2 separate regions of the Homo sapiens genome follow, and region 2 is linked to region 1. The links are chromatin loops, found by intact Hi-C in ENCODE. Cell type or tissue: PC-9. All regions are shown on one strand. Links, peaks and the distances in the headings refer to the core of each region. The heading gives the core; the rest is flanking DNA. Region 1 has its middle 7.4 kb from the start of PIGY. Region 2 overlaps SPP1 (secreted phosphoprotein 1).

Region 1 (8,630 bases), core at 424-8,423:
GTTTCAGTAGTTAACCCAAAGAAACCTAAGAACTGAATACAAACTTTATTTTTATTGGAATCTTATGTTAACAGAAACCTTAAACAGTGATTCTTCTGCATCAAAAAATTAAAACATGTTAGATGTGTTTTCTTTTGAATTCAAGGTATACTGTAGTACAAACAACATGTTAAAATTACCCTATGGCAACATACAGATAACCTGAAAGACTACAGGTTCCCAGGTATTTCCTGAAGAGTTGTTCTTTTCAATTAACCCTAAATCTCACACTTAACCAAGTCAGGGAAAAGGAAACAATTCTGAAAAACAAGTACATACTATATCTCAAGAAGTCAATTTCAATTTCAGCATTTGGAAGTTGAGTGTTTTACTATTTCAGGAAACACTGACAAGAATGCCCTGGGGGGGTTTAGTATTTAACACCATCCCCTCACTAATAGAATTTATTTAGCAATCAGTTGTTACAGTATAAACATATACCAGGTACAATTATAAACACAGTGCTGTGTCTTCAATCGTATAACCCTAAAGAGTAGGTAATATTGGCACCATTTTACAGATAAGGAAACAAGCACAGAGAGATTAAGTGACTTACCCAAGGTAACATAGCTAATAATTGGATGGAAATGTAAACCATCTAGCCATCTGGCTTCAGTCTTAACTACCAAGCCATGTGCCACTTTATTTTGGGCTATTTGGTCCTTTCTATTTACAAGAAAAACAGAGAAATCAAAATGCTTAGTTTCTAATTCTTATTCAAGATTGGACTAGGTGACCACCCAATCCCCTCCTTTTTTTTTTTTTGAGACAGGGTCTTACTCTGTTGCCCAGGCTGGAGTGCAGTGGCATGGTACGATCATGGCTCACGGCAGCCTCCACCTCCTGAGTTCAAGTGATTCTCCCACCTCAGCCTCCCAAGTAGCTGGGACTACAGTCATGTGCCACCATGCCTGGCTAATTTTTTTTTTGTATTTTTTTGTAGAGATGGGGTTTCACCATGTTGTCCAGGCTGGTCTCAACTCCTGGGCTCAAGCGATCCACCCGCCTCGGCCTCCCAAAGTGCTGGGATTACAGGAGTGAGCCACCGCACCCAGCCAGTACCCTTCTTATTGCTTAAGGCACCGTATGCTTTATTCTAGCACTTAACCTTGTGCTGCAATTGTCTGGTTTTTGTCTCCTGTCTATACAGTAAATGCTGAACATTTTAAATCTAATGTTTAGCACAGAGCAGGCACTAAGTGCCTCCTGAGTGAACACATGGCTCTGAGAAGCCTTATAACTTCAGCCAGTTACTTAGCATTCTGGGCCTCATTTTTAGGGCTAAAAAGTCCTTACCCTTGTTTCATAAAATGGTGAGGATGAAATAAAATTTTACCTGCGAGGGTACTTTGTAAAGAACTAAGTGATACTTCTAGAGACCACGTGAGGAACTTTGTGGACCCATTCACCAGGGAAACAAGCCTAACTAGTGAAAATTATAAACAAAACAACCATTTAAATGGTCTGGAAATTGTCCTAAAGGCATACAGCTCATTAAATGAAGAAACATTCAAGGAAACCTACTGAAACTTAATAAGAACAGCAAGTTTTTGTCATCTGACCCACCAACCACTTGTTTTCTGCTCCCTCTGTTTGGCGATGGCCACTCCAGGAGAGTGTAATCAAGAACACGGGGCTCGCTCTTCCCCCAGCTCCTAGTTGAGGGTTATGGTACCTCCTCGGAGGCATAGGCCATCAGCATAGTAAAGGTAATTATGTAATTATAAAAGACAGTATAAATGCGTGTTTTGTCATTCTTATTTATAGGGCAATTATATAAAAAAACCATGTTTATGCAAGATGCATTGTATTTGGGAGCCTGTAACATATATAACATATTTAGCATTAACATCACAAAGGAAATGGAGGTAAGCAAAGCTGTATTTGCAGTATGAAAATGATACCAGATAGTAACTTGAATTCATAAAAATACATGAAGAGAACCATAAGAGATAAATAATGTAATGAATGCTATAAATATATACTTGCTGTCCTTTTCTCAGTTTAAGATACATCAGATTATATAAAATAATTATAACTAAGTATTGAGTTTGTAACATACAGATGTGATTACATAACAATAGCACAGCAAGAGGAAAAAAGGAATTGAGCACTTGATATGTGGCTAGATAAAAGTAATGCTTCTATATCTTATCGACACTTTTTTGTTGTTGCTGTTGTTTGAGACAGAGTCTCACTCTCACCCAGGCTGGAGTGCAGTGGCACGATCTCTGCTCGCTGCAACCTCCGCCTCCTGGGTTCAAGTGATTCTCCTGTCTCAGCCTCCCCAGTAGCTGGGATTACAGGGGTGCACCACCATGCCTGGCTAATTTTTGTGTTTTTAGTAGAGACGAGGTTTCACCATGTTGGCCAGGCTGGTCCTGAACTCCTGATCTCAAGTGATCCACCCTCCTCTGCCTCCCAAAGTGCTAGAATTACAGGAGTGAGCCACCATGCCCAGCCTCTTATTGACACTTTTATGAACAGATCAGCAGTTTTAAAAGACCTCTTAAGCCTTCATACACTGCTGGTGAGAATATAAAATGTTGCAGCTTCTTTGGAAAACAGCAAGACCACAAAAGGTCAAATGTAGAGTTGCCACATGACGCAGCAATTTTACTCCCAGGTATATACTCAAGAGAAGTGAGAACTTAAGTATTCACGACAGCTTGTATGCAAATGTTCATAGCAGCATCATTTAGGATAGCCAAAAAGTAGAAACAACCCAAACGTCCATAAACTGATGAATAGATAGATAAAATGTGATATGAATATAATGAAATAATATTTGGCAATATAAAGTGATAAAGTACTGATATATGCTAGACTATGGATGAACCTTGCAAACATCATGCTAAGTCATAGAAGCCAGTTACGAAAGGTCACATAGTCTAATTTCATTTATTTGAAATGTCCATAATAGTCAATCTCTACAGACAGACAGTAGATTAGTAGCTGCATAGAGCTGGAGAAGAAGGGGGAGATTGTGCAGTTTTGGCTAAAGGGTACAAGGTTTCTCTTTGGGGTGATAAAAATGTTCTAAAATGGACTATGGTGGCAATTTGGGAGGCCAAGCTGGGAGGATCACTTGAGCCCGGGAGTTCGAGACCAGCCTGGGCAACATAGGGAGACCCTGTCTCTACAAAAAACTAAAAATCTAAAAAAAAAAAAAATTAGCTGGGCATGGTGGTATGTGCCTGTGGTCCCAGCTACTCAGGAGGCTGAGGTGGGAGAATCCAGCCCAGGAGGTCAAGGATGTGGTGAGCCATGATCATGCCACTGCACTCCAGCCTGGGCAACCGAGCAAGACCCTGTCTCAAAAAAAAAAACAAGAAAAACCCCAAACAGAAAAATTGACTATGGTGATGCTTGCACAATTCTGTGAAGATACTAAAAACCATTGAGTTGTACACTATATATGGCTGAGTTACATGCTATGTGAATTATATCTCAATAAAGTTGTTAGAGGAAAATTAAAAAAGCAGTATCTCAGTGTCCAGCCTAAGGCTCAGTGGTTCCAGGTCACTTGCTGGAGGTCAGATGCTGGTTAGAGGCATGGCCAAAAGTGAATGCAGGTCTTACGCCTTCTAAATTTTGTCCACCCATTGTGCTACTTCTAGTGACCCTATGAAATATGACACCCTGTATTGGGAATTCAACAGGTTTCTAGTGTTCCTTCCCAAGCTTCTCACTAGCAAATCATCCTGGCTTCATATCTGTTCACAGGGACACAAGCTGCCCATTACGTACCTCATGCTGCACGCCATGGCTTTGACCCCAACACTTCCATTTGTTACACTGTAAACCCACCATGAGGAACACTGCCTTATTCCTACATTAATGAAACTCTTCCCCACTCCTCCTCCTTCTCAATAATCCGCTGACTTCACAATGCCAGGGGACCTACTGCTTCCTTAGAGACTCTTAACAAGATTCTCTTTTTAAGTGTCCTCAGCTGCATCACTGACAAATCATCTTTAACCACGTTAATGAGATCCTTCCCACCAGCTCTAAATGAGAAATTCCCATCCTGAGGGAGCAAAACCTGGCCTATTGTGACCTACTGTCCTTCTTTATTTGCAGCCAATCCTGCAAAGAAGGGGATTTTTTTTTTTTTTTTTTTTTTTTTTTTTTTTTTTGAGACGTAGTCTCGCTCTGTCGCCCAGGCTGGAGTTCAGCGGCGCAATCTCGGCTCACTGCAAGCTCTGCCTCCTGGGTTCACGCCATTCTCCTTCCTCAGCCTCCTGAGTAGCTGGGACTACAGGCGCCCGCCACCACGCCCGGCCAATTTTTTGTATTTTTTAGTAAAGATGGAGTTTCACCGTGTTAGGCAGGATGGTCTCAATCTCCTGACCTTGTGATCCGCCCGCCTTGGCCTCGCAAAGTGCTGGGATTACAGGCGTGTATTTTTAGTAGAGACGGGGTTTCACCGTGTTAGCCAGGATGGTCTAGATCTCCTGACCTCGTGATCCGCCCGCCTCGGCCTCCCAAAGTGCTGGGATTACAGGCGTGAGCCACCGTGCCCGGCCCAAAGAAGGGGATTTTAAGGAGGCCCCTCTGAACTTGAGACTGCATCTGTAAGATGAAAATTATGATACCTACTTCCAGACCAAGGGAGAGTTTTAAATTAGGTAGAAAATGTAAAACTATCTAGAAGAGCCAAGAGCCACGGTAGATTCTCCCTACTGTGTGTAGTGGTGGAGAAAGCCTGTCCACTATTCCAAGTTTTGTCCCTCTTAGTGAAATGCTCCATTTGGAAGCGAGTGTTGTCTTCCGCATTTGCCACTAGATGGCACTTTTGGTTAACTCATGGGACCACTGGCAATTGATCCCTCAGAAGGAAGCAGAAAGACAAGTGCACTGCTGAAATGCAGAGCTAGGTAGCATCCAGCAGAATGCCATGACAGCCGACGTGAATCCTGAAAAATGAATAGGAATAACCAAGACAGAGGAGGAGGCAGAATTGAAGCGAGGAGGTGAGGAACAGGGAGAGATAGTGGTGCAATGGGAAGAGGGTTCCAGGCAAAAGAAAAAGCATGTGTGAAAACACAGAATAAGAGACTGGGCCCATTCAAGAAACTGAAATAGAATCATGGGCTGCTTAATGATGTTTCCAGTAACAACAGACCACATATACAACGGTAGTCCCATAAGATTATATTAGGAGCTAAAAATTCCTGTTGCCTAGTAGCGTCATAGCTGTCATAATGTTGTAAAGGAATTGCTTTATTTTTAAAATAAATTTAGTGTAGCCTAAGAGTACAGTGTTTATAAAGTCTACAGTGGTGTAATGTCCTAAGCCTTCACATTCATTCACCACTTACTCACTGACTTAGAGCCACTTCCAGTCCTGCAAACTCCATTCATGGTAAGTACCATTTTTTATCTTTTATATCATATTTTTACTGTACCTTTTCTATTTTTAGATATACAAATATTGACCATTGTGTTACAATTGCCTACAGTGTTCAGAACAGTACACATGCTGTACAGGTTTGTAGCATTGTGCAAACATCACAGAGTGTACTTACAAACACAGCGCGTAAGTATACTCTGTGATGTTTGCACAATAAGAAAATCGCCCAAACAGTGGGAGATGAGGCTGGAACTGTACACAGGGCACATCAAGAGGGATTCGGGAGCTGTAATAATAGTCAGTGTCAGTGAAATCGGAATTTATTACCTGACTTTTAAATTGTTTGGATTTGTGCAGCTGATAAACACTATGGCTCTTTTTCCCATAAAAAAGGAAAAAGAAAAAAAAGCACGTGCAGCATTCCAGAGGGTTTGTATGTTACAGATCCCTGCTGTGGCAAGTGTTCATACTTACAGTACAGTAAACACTTGTCACATGTAGATATTGAGTACTAGAAATGTGACTAATGTGACTGAGAATCTTTTACATTTATTGAATTTTTATTAAAGAGCCAATATAGGATGGCACAGTTCTAGACTGTTTTTCCCACTGCTGCCAATGAATGTGTTTACTTTTCAAAATTCTTCAAAGACAAAGCCTTACCTACAGAGGAGTCCAACTTATTGGATAGTGCAGATACAGATTTCCAGCTTCACAGGAAGCTCTGTTGGGCAGTGTTGGTCTAGATACAAGGAGAATGTTGAGAGGCTAATAAAGTGATGGGACAAGAGATTTTTTTTTTTTTTTTTTTTGAGACTGAGTCTTGCTCTCTCGCCCAGGCTGGAGTGCAATGGCACAATCTCAGCTCACTGCAACCTCCACCTCTCGAGTTCAAGCAATTCTCCTGCCTCAGCCTCCCGAGTAGCTGGGATTACAGGCACCTGCCACCGTACCCAGCTAATTATTGTATTTTTGGTAGACAGGGTTTCACCATGTTGGCCACGCTGGTCTCGAACTCCTGACCTCGGGTGACCCACCTGCCTCGACCTCCCAAAGTGCTGGGATTACAGGTGTGAGCCACTGCACCCAGCCAGTAGATGATGATCTTGAGCTTAGTGCACTGGCAGTAGTGGGGTTACAGAGATGTTAAAACTAAAATTATTAGAACTTGACTTGCATGTGGAATGTGGTAAAAGAGAGGGAGAAATGGAAGATAACTGTAGGCTTCTTCTTGAAGATATTGGTGGGATCACTCCAAGCTGTGAAATATGGAAAAACATTTTTGGAATAAAAAATGACAACTTTCTCCTTGCAAATGTTCAGATTACAGAGCCAAGGGGCATGCAGGTAGTGACATAGACTATATAGAAAAATGGCTATCGTGCTGGAATATATGAATTCCTTTAGGTCAGAGGTATAGCTCCAGGTATCACAGGTAGACCTCATCTATCAGCTTAAAGAGGAGACACGTTAGCCGCGGGCCCAGTAATAACTGAAGCCAGAGACTTGATCAGGAGTCCAGGGGTTGGGGGTGTAAGGATACAAAGGAAATGGAAAATAAGTCAAGAAAAGGAGAGCAACAGTCTCGTTTCAAGGAGAAAGTAGTCAACAGTTTCAAATGCAGTAGAAATGATTTAAGATGGAAATAACAAGTTTCTGTTGATTTTTACAACAAAAAAAGTCATCTGTGACATTTACTGGAGCAGTCTGAGTGGGAGAAGTGGGGGACTGGAGGGCAGATCACAGTGTCATGGAGAGATTAAGGCAGGAATTTCCTAATTGCAGATTTTTAGGAAAAAGAACAGGAAGAAGGAAAAGGGGGATTATATAATGAAGAGGAAAATTCTAAAATGTATTATCTTAATGGCAGAAATGTGGATATGGAAGAGCCTGTGGTGAAGCAATTGAAGATTAGAAGATACAGGAAAGCTGGCTGGGCATAGTGGCTCACGCCTGTAATCCCAGCACTTTGGGAGGCCAAGGTTGGTGGATCACCTGAGGCCAGGAGTTGAGACCAGCTTGGGCAACATGGCCAAACACTGTCTCTACCAAAAATATAAAAATTAGCTGGGTGTGGTGTGCATGCCTGTAATTCCAGCTACTTGGGAGGCTGAGGCATGAGAATCGCTTGAACCCAGGAAGCAGAGGTTGTGGGGAGGCAGAGGTTGTGGTGAGCCAGCATCGCACTACTGCATTCCAGCCTGGGCAATAGAGCGAGGCTCTGTCTCAAAAAAAAAAAAACAAAAACAAAAAAACCAAAACAAAACAAAAAAACAAAGATATAGGAAAGCATGGAGAAATGATGGAGGTCTTGGAGGCGGAAAGGAATGCAATCAGACACCTCTCCTCAGAGACAGGGAGGGAGAAAGAAACAAAGGGTGATAGAAGTGGGTTTATAGATGGCTAACAAGTAGGAAATTCCAGGCCTGGCGCGGTGGCTCACCCCTGTAATCCCAGCACTTTGGGAGGCCAAGGTGGGTGGATCACGAGGTCTGGAGATCAAGACCACCCTGGCTAACACGGTGAAACCCCATCTCTACTAAAAATAAAAAAAATTAGCCGGGCGTGGTGGCACGTGCCTGTAGTCCCAGCTACTCGGGAGGCTGAGGCAGGAGAATCGCTTGAACCCAGGAGGCAGAGGTTGCAGTGAGCTGAGATCGCGCCACTGCATTCCAGCCTGGGCAACGGAGTGAAACTCCATCTAAAAAAAAAAAAAAGAGTAGGAAATTCCAGAGGTAGACCCCACTCTATCAAGTTAGGTCTAATGGGTGGACATCACACACCAGGTACAACTATTGCTCTTTCTTCTATAACAAACATAATTTAGCACACATTTAAAAATATATATTAAATAAGATAGATTTTATTTTATCCCATTTTCTCTCTGCTTGAGAATATAAATACCACTTCATAACAGAGGAAAACATTTACTCACTGGTGTTGAATTTGTATCTTGTCTTATTATTAATTTGTTTTATTGTGTTAGCAAATGAAAGACACTGTTCATTTTCTACCTATTGTGAGCTATCCTTCAAATACTTTCAGGTTGCATGTTTTATAGGTTGGCCTTGAATATCTTATTTTATTAATCATAATTGGACTCTTGTACCCTCTTAACAGACCATTGTCTTTAACCAGTTTCAAAAACTTGTTCCTCTCTTGTTTCTCCTGCGCCGTAAGCATCTCTTACAAAACTATGAGCCAAGGTAACTCCTTAAAAAGTCATCCTTGTGAC
Region 2 (8,627 bases), core at 628-8,627, 530 kb after region 1:
GCCCACCCTGCTCCTTGATGACCTCATCTTAACTAATTCCACCTGCAATGACGCTGTTTCCAAATAAGGTCACATTCTGAGATATTGGGGGTTAGGACTTTAACATTTCTTTTTGGGTTGGGGGAATACATTCACCTCATAACAGTAGTCTTCCTCTATTAGCCCTTTAATGGCTGCGGGATCTCCCCTGTTTAATTCCCGATATGGGAGATTTGTGTCTTCTCTCTTTTTACCTGTGTCCATCTCACTAGAAGATTTTCAATTTTATTAATTTTTTTTACAAAAACCAGCCTTTTGTTTAATTTTCTCTGTTGCTTTCCTGTTTTCAATTTCATTGGTTTTCACTGATATCTTTACTATTTCCCTTCTTCTGCCTATGATGGTTTGTTTGGCTTTTCTTCTAGTTCCCTGAGATTGGAACTTGGGTCATTTATTGGACCCTCACCACCCCCCGAGGGGTCTCAGGAGGCACCGCGAGGTCCAGCCTGGCTGCATTCTGCATGGTGTCAGCTCCTGCCCTGCTTCCTCTCCACCGCCTGTATCTGGAATGATAAAGAAGATGATGTATGGGAAATTCAAGTATTTGAGCTATACCTAGAGTAAGCCCTCCCCTCCCTCTTTCTCCCAACCTTCAAAAAGTTAGCGGTATCATTTCCTTACAAGAATTTTGTTCTTTTACTCAATAATAACTTCAAAATGAAACCTCGATACATTATAAATGATGTCAGTAATACTAAGGACACCTTTGGCACCCTACTTTTAGATTTCCCCTTAGGTCTGCCCCACATTTTTTTGGTGGAGCCTCAGAGGCCACCGCTCTTTTCTCTTTCTGGTTGCTGATCTATGCTCTTTCAATGTGACTAGAAGAGCAGATTCAGCTACATAGGTCTTTGGGACTTACGTGTTTGCATCTTTGGGGGAATGTTATCAGAAATTTGGATCTAATATGCAATATCCATCTACACTCTGGATTAAAATAATCACATTGGATTAGTCAAACACGAGTCACTGTGGTATTTAGAATAAAATAGATAAGTCAAAGAGTCTGCATTGAAATAACGTTGAAGTTCAACTTGCAATGTTTTAGAGAATGCATGCTTTCTGGATGTTTTGAGCGGAGAATATAATTATGCTTCAGTAAGTGAGCTACTAAATTGAAGAAGTATAAAAAACTACCTTATGAAATTGTGAAGTAGAAAACAATCTTTTCTTTAATGTCTACAAATAGGTTTTTAAGGTCCTTTTTGCATGCTCAGTACAGGTCAATATCAGAATTGCTCATTATAGTTCTTTGCCTCTGCCTTGCTCCACTGACAAAGCTGAATCCCATGGAAACTTGGCCATTATGCTATAATTGCAATCAAACAGGATTTGGAGCAATTGTTACTAGAAACTTGAAAAACTGGGGGTGGCAGAGGAGAAAAGGCTATGCCAGGAACCAGGACAAATACTTTGATTCACAGTTAGGCCATATCATTGCCATGGGCAAGGGATGAAAAGATTGTTTGACTAAAGAAGACCTGCATCAAAGGGAGTATCTACAGGGTTATTGAAAAACGCATAGGTGATGGGAAATTGGTCTTGACACTTTTTTTATTTATAAAAATTTATGAATGCCTTTTTTATGATCTTGTGAGGTGAATAATGAGGGAATTGTTCTGAGACTTTTATACCTATGTCTGAGACACTATCTGATGGACATTATTCATTGTACATTTTTCTGTTCTCCCTGCTCTATCCTCCTACTTCCAATTTTTGGAACATTTTTAAACCTTGAGAAAAGTTAAAAGAATAATATGCTTTTCCCCATAGTTTCTTCTCTTTCTGTATACCTTTTTTCTGACTTCTTACTAATTTTTTTCCCCTGATGACAGCCTACCGTTGAATTTTTTTTTAACACTGTAGAAACAGCCTTTATTGGTTGCAACATGGATTGGAAGAGGAGGGTGTATGATAGCTCCCACTCCTGGGGCAGCACCCACAGACTCAGTCGCCACTTTCCAAAAAGCTAAAAAGAAATCTTATTGTGTATATTTAAGGTATACAACATAATGTTATGGGATACATATAGACAGAAAAATGGCTTCTGTAGTGAAGCAAATTAACATACCCATCATCTCCTATAGATAGCCTTTTTTATGTGTGTGGCAAGAGCAGCTAAAATCTACTCATTTAGCAGAAATCCCAAATACTGTACAATTTTATTAATAGTAGTCCTCATGTTGTACACTGGATCTCTAGACTTGCTTATTCCCCATGTCTGCTACTTTGTAACCTCTAACCTACATCTTCACATTTCCTCTCCCAGTCATTATTTTCTGAACCGCTGGAAAGTAAATTACAAAAACCATGGCACTTCATCCCTAAATATTTCATTATACTTCTCTCAAGAGTAAGAACATTCACTTTCATGTACAATGCAATGATCACATCTAAGAAAATTATCAGTAATTTCACAATATCATTTAATATACTGTGTATATTCAGATTGCCACAATTGTCCCCAAAAGGTTTTTTATGGCTGTGTGTCTTTTTCAATCCAGGAGCCAATCAAGGTTCATGTTTTACCTTTTTTTTTTGAGACGGAGTTTCACTCTTGTTGCCCAGGCTGGAGTGCAATGGTGCAATCTCGGCTCACCGCAACCTCCACCTCCTGGGTTCAAGCGATTCTCCTGCCTCAACCTCCCGAGTAGCTGGGATTACAGGCATGTGCCACCACACCTGGCTAATTCTGTATTTTTAGTAGAGAAGGGGTTTCTCCATGTTGGTCAGGCTGGTCGGGTACTCCCAACCTCAGGTGATCTGTCCTTCTCAGCCTCCCAAAGTGCTGGGATTACAGGCATGAGCCACCACGCCCGGCCCATGTTTTACTTTTTATACCTGGTATATTTTTTAATCTATTTTATACCTGGTATATTTTTAATCTAGAATACTATCTCCTCTCTTGCCCTTTTTCTCTCATCAAATTGTCTGTTTTGTAGGATTGGCAGATTTAGAAAATTTAGAAAAGGATGCTCAGTTAACCTGAATGTCAAATAAACAATGAATCATCTTTTAGCATAAAATGTCCCGTGCTCATACTAAAAGCTAATTTGTTATTTATCTGAAAATCAAATTTAACTCAGTATCCTGTATTTTATCTAACAACTCTGCTTTTTAAAAAGTTCAGACTGCCGGGTGCGGTGGCTCATGCCTGTAATCTCAGCTACTGGGGAGGCTGAGGCAGGAGAATCACTTGAACCCGGGGCCGGGGGGAGGTTGCAGTGAGCCGAGATCTCGCCACTTCATGCCAGCCTGGGTGAAAGAGCGAAAATCCGTCTCAAAAGATAAAAAAAAAAAAAAGCTCAGACCAGTTCTATTATAGAGTAGCTCAAATTCTGGATTTGCTTGTTTTCTAGTCATTTGATTTTGTAAACATTTTTTACAAAAATTTCTAGATGATGTTGCATATTTCTTATTGCCTCACACTGGGTGGTACGTATCTACAAGTCTCATTAATTACTGGCTAAAGACGGTGACTGCAAATCTCTCTGGTTGAAAGCACTTTCTTTCTTTTGGAATTATTAAATAATTGTGGAGTAATATTCTGAGAACAGGTGAATACTCTGAGACCAGGTGAGATGTTCTCAATCATCTTCTGCACAATAATTTTAACATTCATTAGTGATCACTTCCTCAATTATTTCCTTGTGGGTTATGAAATAATTTTTTAATGTTAGCATTCCTTCTAGTTTTATTACTAGCTGGCATTCATCTGTAAAGAAGAATTTTCCTTCTTTAATGCTCTTTTGTAGTATCACTATATACTAGTGGAATTTTAAAAATTCAATTTGTTATAATTCGTTACTGTCGTTATTCTGTTATTGCTCAAATTACGCCAGTTTTGGCCAATGGAAGCCCCTTGCAAGTCTGCTCTTTGGTCCCTTGGATATAACCCCATTTTGTCCTTTCGTGCTTGCTTTCATCCTATCATGAAAAAATGTCCCAGGCTCATTTTTGTGCTCTTGTTGTCTAGGAGGAATCAGCCTTTTCCCCTGTCAGTTTTGTGCCTCCCTGCTCCAAATCCATTGTCTCTGCCCTGCTCTGTGATACTGCTGGAGATGGACCCTGTGAACGTGCTTCCTTTGCCAACTGGCACAGTGGCAAGCTTTGTCAGTAGAGGGCACTGGAGGGACACTGCTGTGCACACAGAGCACCTTGTGGCACTCACCCTCCAGCTAGCCTCCTGCTCAGCTGGCCTGCCCCATGGTTTTCCTTCTTTGCTGGCCTCAGTCTGCTGGAACCCCTGTGGGAAGTCTCTTGTTTTCCAACTTGAGCCCACCAGTTGGACCACTGTGGACCAGCTCTGACTCAGGATAACACAGCAGACTTCTCTGCCATCCCTTGGGCTGTGACTGTACCCTTTCCAGTGAAGTCTGAATCTCAGGAGAGGGCCTCTCCTTTTGCAAGTTGTTCCTTATATGGGCACTTTCAGCCCCATGGTATTGTTAATGTTCTCTTATTTCTCTTATTCTCTCTGGTTATTCTCCTCTTTCTAGTTAATAATTCTTTAAATTAAATTTTCCCTGTTCAAATGACTGGTCTCTTTTCTGTCTTCTGAATGAACCCTGACTAATAGAGAAGTGATGCAGGGAATAGTTGTTAAATAGTACCACTATTCAAATAAGTGATTCCAGGAGTAACTTGGTCATGCCCTTGGATTTGAGCACAGTGCCAAGCCCCTTGCCAAGCATGTGGGAACAACACCATCAATCCAGCCATCACCTGCAGGTGAGTGTGAGGAAGTGCCCACTGCAGCAAGTATGCTGGGAGCCTAAGGGGCTGCTGCACCTGACTAATGATATCTACAAGGACTATGGCATGGCATTGTCTTCTCATCATTAGAAGAGGTTTCTCCACACCCAGACTGTGAAGTTACTCACTCATGTATTTATCTAATATCTTTATAGTTTCCTTTTAAATTTATTGATTATTTAAAAAATTGATATGCAATAGTTGTCTGTATTTTGGGGGCACATATGATGTTTTTGTGTGTGCATATAGTGTGTAATGATCCAATGAGCATAACTGAGATATCCATTTCCTCAAACATTTATCTTTGCTTTATGTTGGGAACACTTGAATTCTTGTCTTTTAGGGTTTTTAACAAATGTATATACAGTAAATTATTGATAGTTACCCTACTGTACTGTCAAATGCTAGATCCTATTTCTTCTACCTAACTGTATATTTGTACCCATTAATCAACTTTTCTTCATCTGCCCCTTACCCTCACCCTCCCCAGCCTCTTGTAGAACCACCAATTTACAGTCTATCTCTATGTGATCCACTTTTCTAGCTACCACATATGGGTGAGAACATGCGATATTTGTCTTTTTGTGCCTGTCTTATTTCACTTAATATAATGACCTCCAGTTCCATCCATGTTGCTGCAAATGACAGGATTTAATTTCTTTTTATGGTCAAATAGTACTCCATTGTGTGTATATACCACATTTTCTTTATCTATTCATCATGAGGGACATTTACATTTATTGCACATCTTGGCTATTGTGAATAGTGCTGCCATAAACATTGAAGTTCAGATATCTCTTCCACATATTGATTTGCTTTCTTTTGGTTATATGCTCAGCAGTGGGATTGCTAAATAATATGGTAGTTCTATTTTTGTTTTTTTGAGAAGTCTCCATACAGTTTTTCATAGTGGCTGTACTAATTTACAGTTCTCACCAGTGTACGAGTGTCCTTCTTTCCCCGAATCCTGGCCTGTGTCTGTTATTTTTTGTCTCTTTGATAAAAGCCATTTTAGCTTGGGTGGGATGATATCTCATTGTGGTTGTGATTTGCATTTTCCTGGTGATTAGTGATGTTGAGCATTTTTCTGTATACCTGTTGGCCATTTGCATGTCTTCTTTTGAGAAATGTCTATTCAGATTTGTGCCCATTTTAAATTGGATTATTTGAGTTGTCTTTTTTTTTCTTTTTTTTTTGATATTAAGTTGTTTGAGTTCCTTATGTATTCTGGATTTTAATTCCTTCTTAGATGTATAGTTTGTGCATGTTTTCTCTTGGTATTTTTGACAACATAGGCGAACCTAGAGGATGTTAAGTTAAATAAGCCAAGCACAGAAGGAAGAGTACTGCATGATCTCACTCATATGTGGAATCTAGAAAAGTTGACCTCATAGAAGTAGAGAGTAGAATAGTGATTACCAGCGGCTGGGAGAGTGGGAAGGTGGATGAGGGGAGGTTAGTCAATGGGTACAAAGTTACAGTTAGCTAGGAGGAATAAATTCTAGTATTCTATTGCAAAGTAGCTTGGCTATAGTCAATAATAATGTATTGTATACTTCAAAATAGCTAGAAAAGAGGATTGAATGTTCTCAGCACAAATAAATGACAAGTGTTTCAGGTGATGGATATGATAATTACCCTTTGATAATTATACAATGTATATATGTAACAAAACATCACACCGTACCCCATAAATATGTACACTTATTATGTATCAATTGAAACCAAAATAAACCTTTAAAAACATTATATAGGCAGTAAAAAAGGTTATGTTTTATTAATTGCTGGACAACCGTGGGAAAACAAATAAGCAATTGACACCACCAAATTCTTATTACATTCAAGATAAAAGATTTATTCACACCACAAAAAGATAATCACAACAAAATATACACTAACTTAAAAAACAAAAGATTATAGTGACATAAAATGTTATATTCTCTTTTTAAGTGGGTAAAAGTATTTTGTTTGCTTCTACATAAATTTCTATTCATGAGAGAATAACAAATATTAAAATACAGTGATAGTTTGCATTTCTTCTATAGAATGAACATAGACATAACCCTGAAGCTTTTAGTTTACAGGGAGTTTCCATGAAGCCACAAACTAAACTAATTATCAAACACATTAGTTATTTCCAGACTCAAATAGATACACATTCAACCAATAAACTGAGAAAGAAGCATTTCATGTTCTCTTTCATTTTGCTATAAAGCATTTTTTCTTTTGACTAAATGCAAAGTGAGAAATTGTATTTTTTCTCCTTTTAATTGACCTCAGAAGATGCACTATCTAATTCATGAGAAATACGAAATTTCAGGTGTTTATCTTCTTCCTTACTTTTGGGGTCTACAACCAGCATATCTTCATGGCTGTGAAATTCATGGCTGTGGAATTCACGGCTGACTTTGGAAAGTTCCTGACTATCAATCACATCGGAATGCTCATTGCTCTCATCATTGGCTTTCCGCTTATATAATCTGGACTGCTTGTGGCTGTGGGTTTCAGCACTCTGGTCATCCAGCTGACTCGTTTCATAACTGTCCTTCCCACGGCTGTCCCAATCAGAAGGCGCGTTCAGGTCCTGGGCAACGGGGATGGCCTTGTATGCACCATTCAACTCCTCGCTTTCCATGTGTGAGGTGATGTCCTCGTCTGTAGCATCAGGGTACTGAATCACGGCACAAATGAAGAATAATTATATGAACGGCTAGGGATGGGAATATGGTAATCCTTTTCCACTCTCTAGCTTTTAGGTCATCTTATACTAAAAATTGTCTAAATCTGGCTGAAATAATACTAGCATGTTACTTTGTATAGTACTTTACCAAGGCCTTTCACATATGTCATCTCATTTAGTTTAATAACTACATCACTTACATATGTAATGAAACCTATGAGGTAGGTTTCATTATATTGAAACCTACATAAAGAGGAAGTGAATTGTTAGTTAAAAAGTAAAGAGAATAGTAAACGGCAAGGCTATGTCAAATCCAGATTCTGTGACTAAGGATTCAGTGTAATTTGCAACTACAATTCCTCTTAGGTATTTAACTTCAAAACATGACCATTATTTTTTTTAAATAATTGGTGTTTTCCATTTATTTTAATCTGAAAATAAGTGATCCAGGATTTCAAAAAGTAGAATTGTGTTTGAGAATCAAATCTAGAGAGAAATTATGTAGACTTACAAAAACCGCCAAGCAGAAAAAGATTTGTATTCAATGGTCATAAAGTAGAATATGAATGAATTCTTGCTGAATGGATGAATGAATGGATGAATGAATGAATGAATATGCAAACTGTGGTTTCCTAGACTTGAGCGCTAGTCAGAACCATCAGGTGTGTCTGTTAAAGGATTTACCTGGATGTCAGGTCTGCGAAACTTCTTAGATTTTGACCTCAGTCCATAAACCACACTATCACCTCGGCCATCATATGTGTCTACTGTGGGGACAACTGGAGTGAAAACTTCGGTTGCTGGCAGGTCCGTGGGAAAATCAGTGACCAGTTCATCAGATTCATCAGAATGGTGAGACTCATCAGACTGGTGAGAATCATCAGTGTCATCTACATCATCAGAGTCGTTCGAGTCAATGGAGTCCTGGCTGTCCACATGGTCATCATCATCTTCATCATCCATATCATCCATGTGGTCATGGCTTTCGTTGGACTTACTTGGAAGGGTCTGAAAATTAAGATGGCCGGGAAAATTAATATATGGGTTTTTATTTTCCCTTAGCCTTTATAGCACATTAGTCTTTTACTATCTTTCTTTTTATTTAGTTTCAGAATCTTTGCATTCACAGTACATACCATGGCTTTTAGGAGCT

The links. Hi-C counts contacts between places; a loop is a spot of excess contacts. Peaks named below come from ENCODE experiments on the same cell type or tissue, not always from the same donor. Only the 100,000 strongest peaks of a DNase experiment are listed, where the experiment ranks them.
Region 2: it touches region 1 in a loop (30-fold over the local background); 2 of 110 quality-filtered maps call a loop at or near these places.

Annotation. Positions count from the first base shown.
Region 1 is chr4:88,512,032-88,520,661 of GRCh38, reverse strand. No RefSeq gene overlaps it. Among named protein-coding and RNA genes, the nearest start is that of PIGY, 7.4 kb to the left of the region's middle. In PC-9, for the core only: a CTCF peak has its summit at 4,818 (motif pointing right); a DNase peak (open chromatin) is centred at 4,831.
Region 2 is chr4:87,981,330-87,989,956 of GRCh38, reverse strand. It overlaps SPP1 (secreted phosphoprotein 1), which reads right to left. Exons shown (of 7, transcript NM_001040058.2): 6 at 8,159-8,482; 7 at 6,546-7,465. The coding sequence ends at 7,061. Among named protein-coding and RNA genes, the nearest start is that of SPP1, 9.9 kb to the right of the region's middle. In PC-9, for the core only: CTCF peaks have their summits at 3,957 and 4,156 (motif pointing right); no DNase peak of the experiment used is centred there.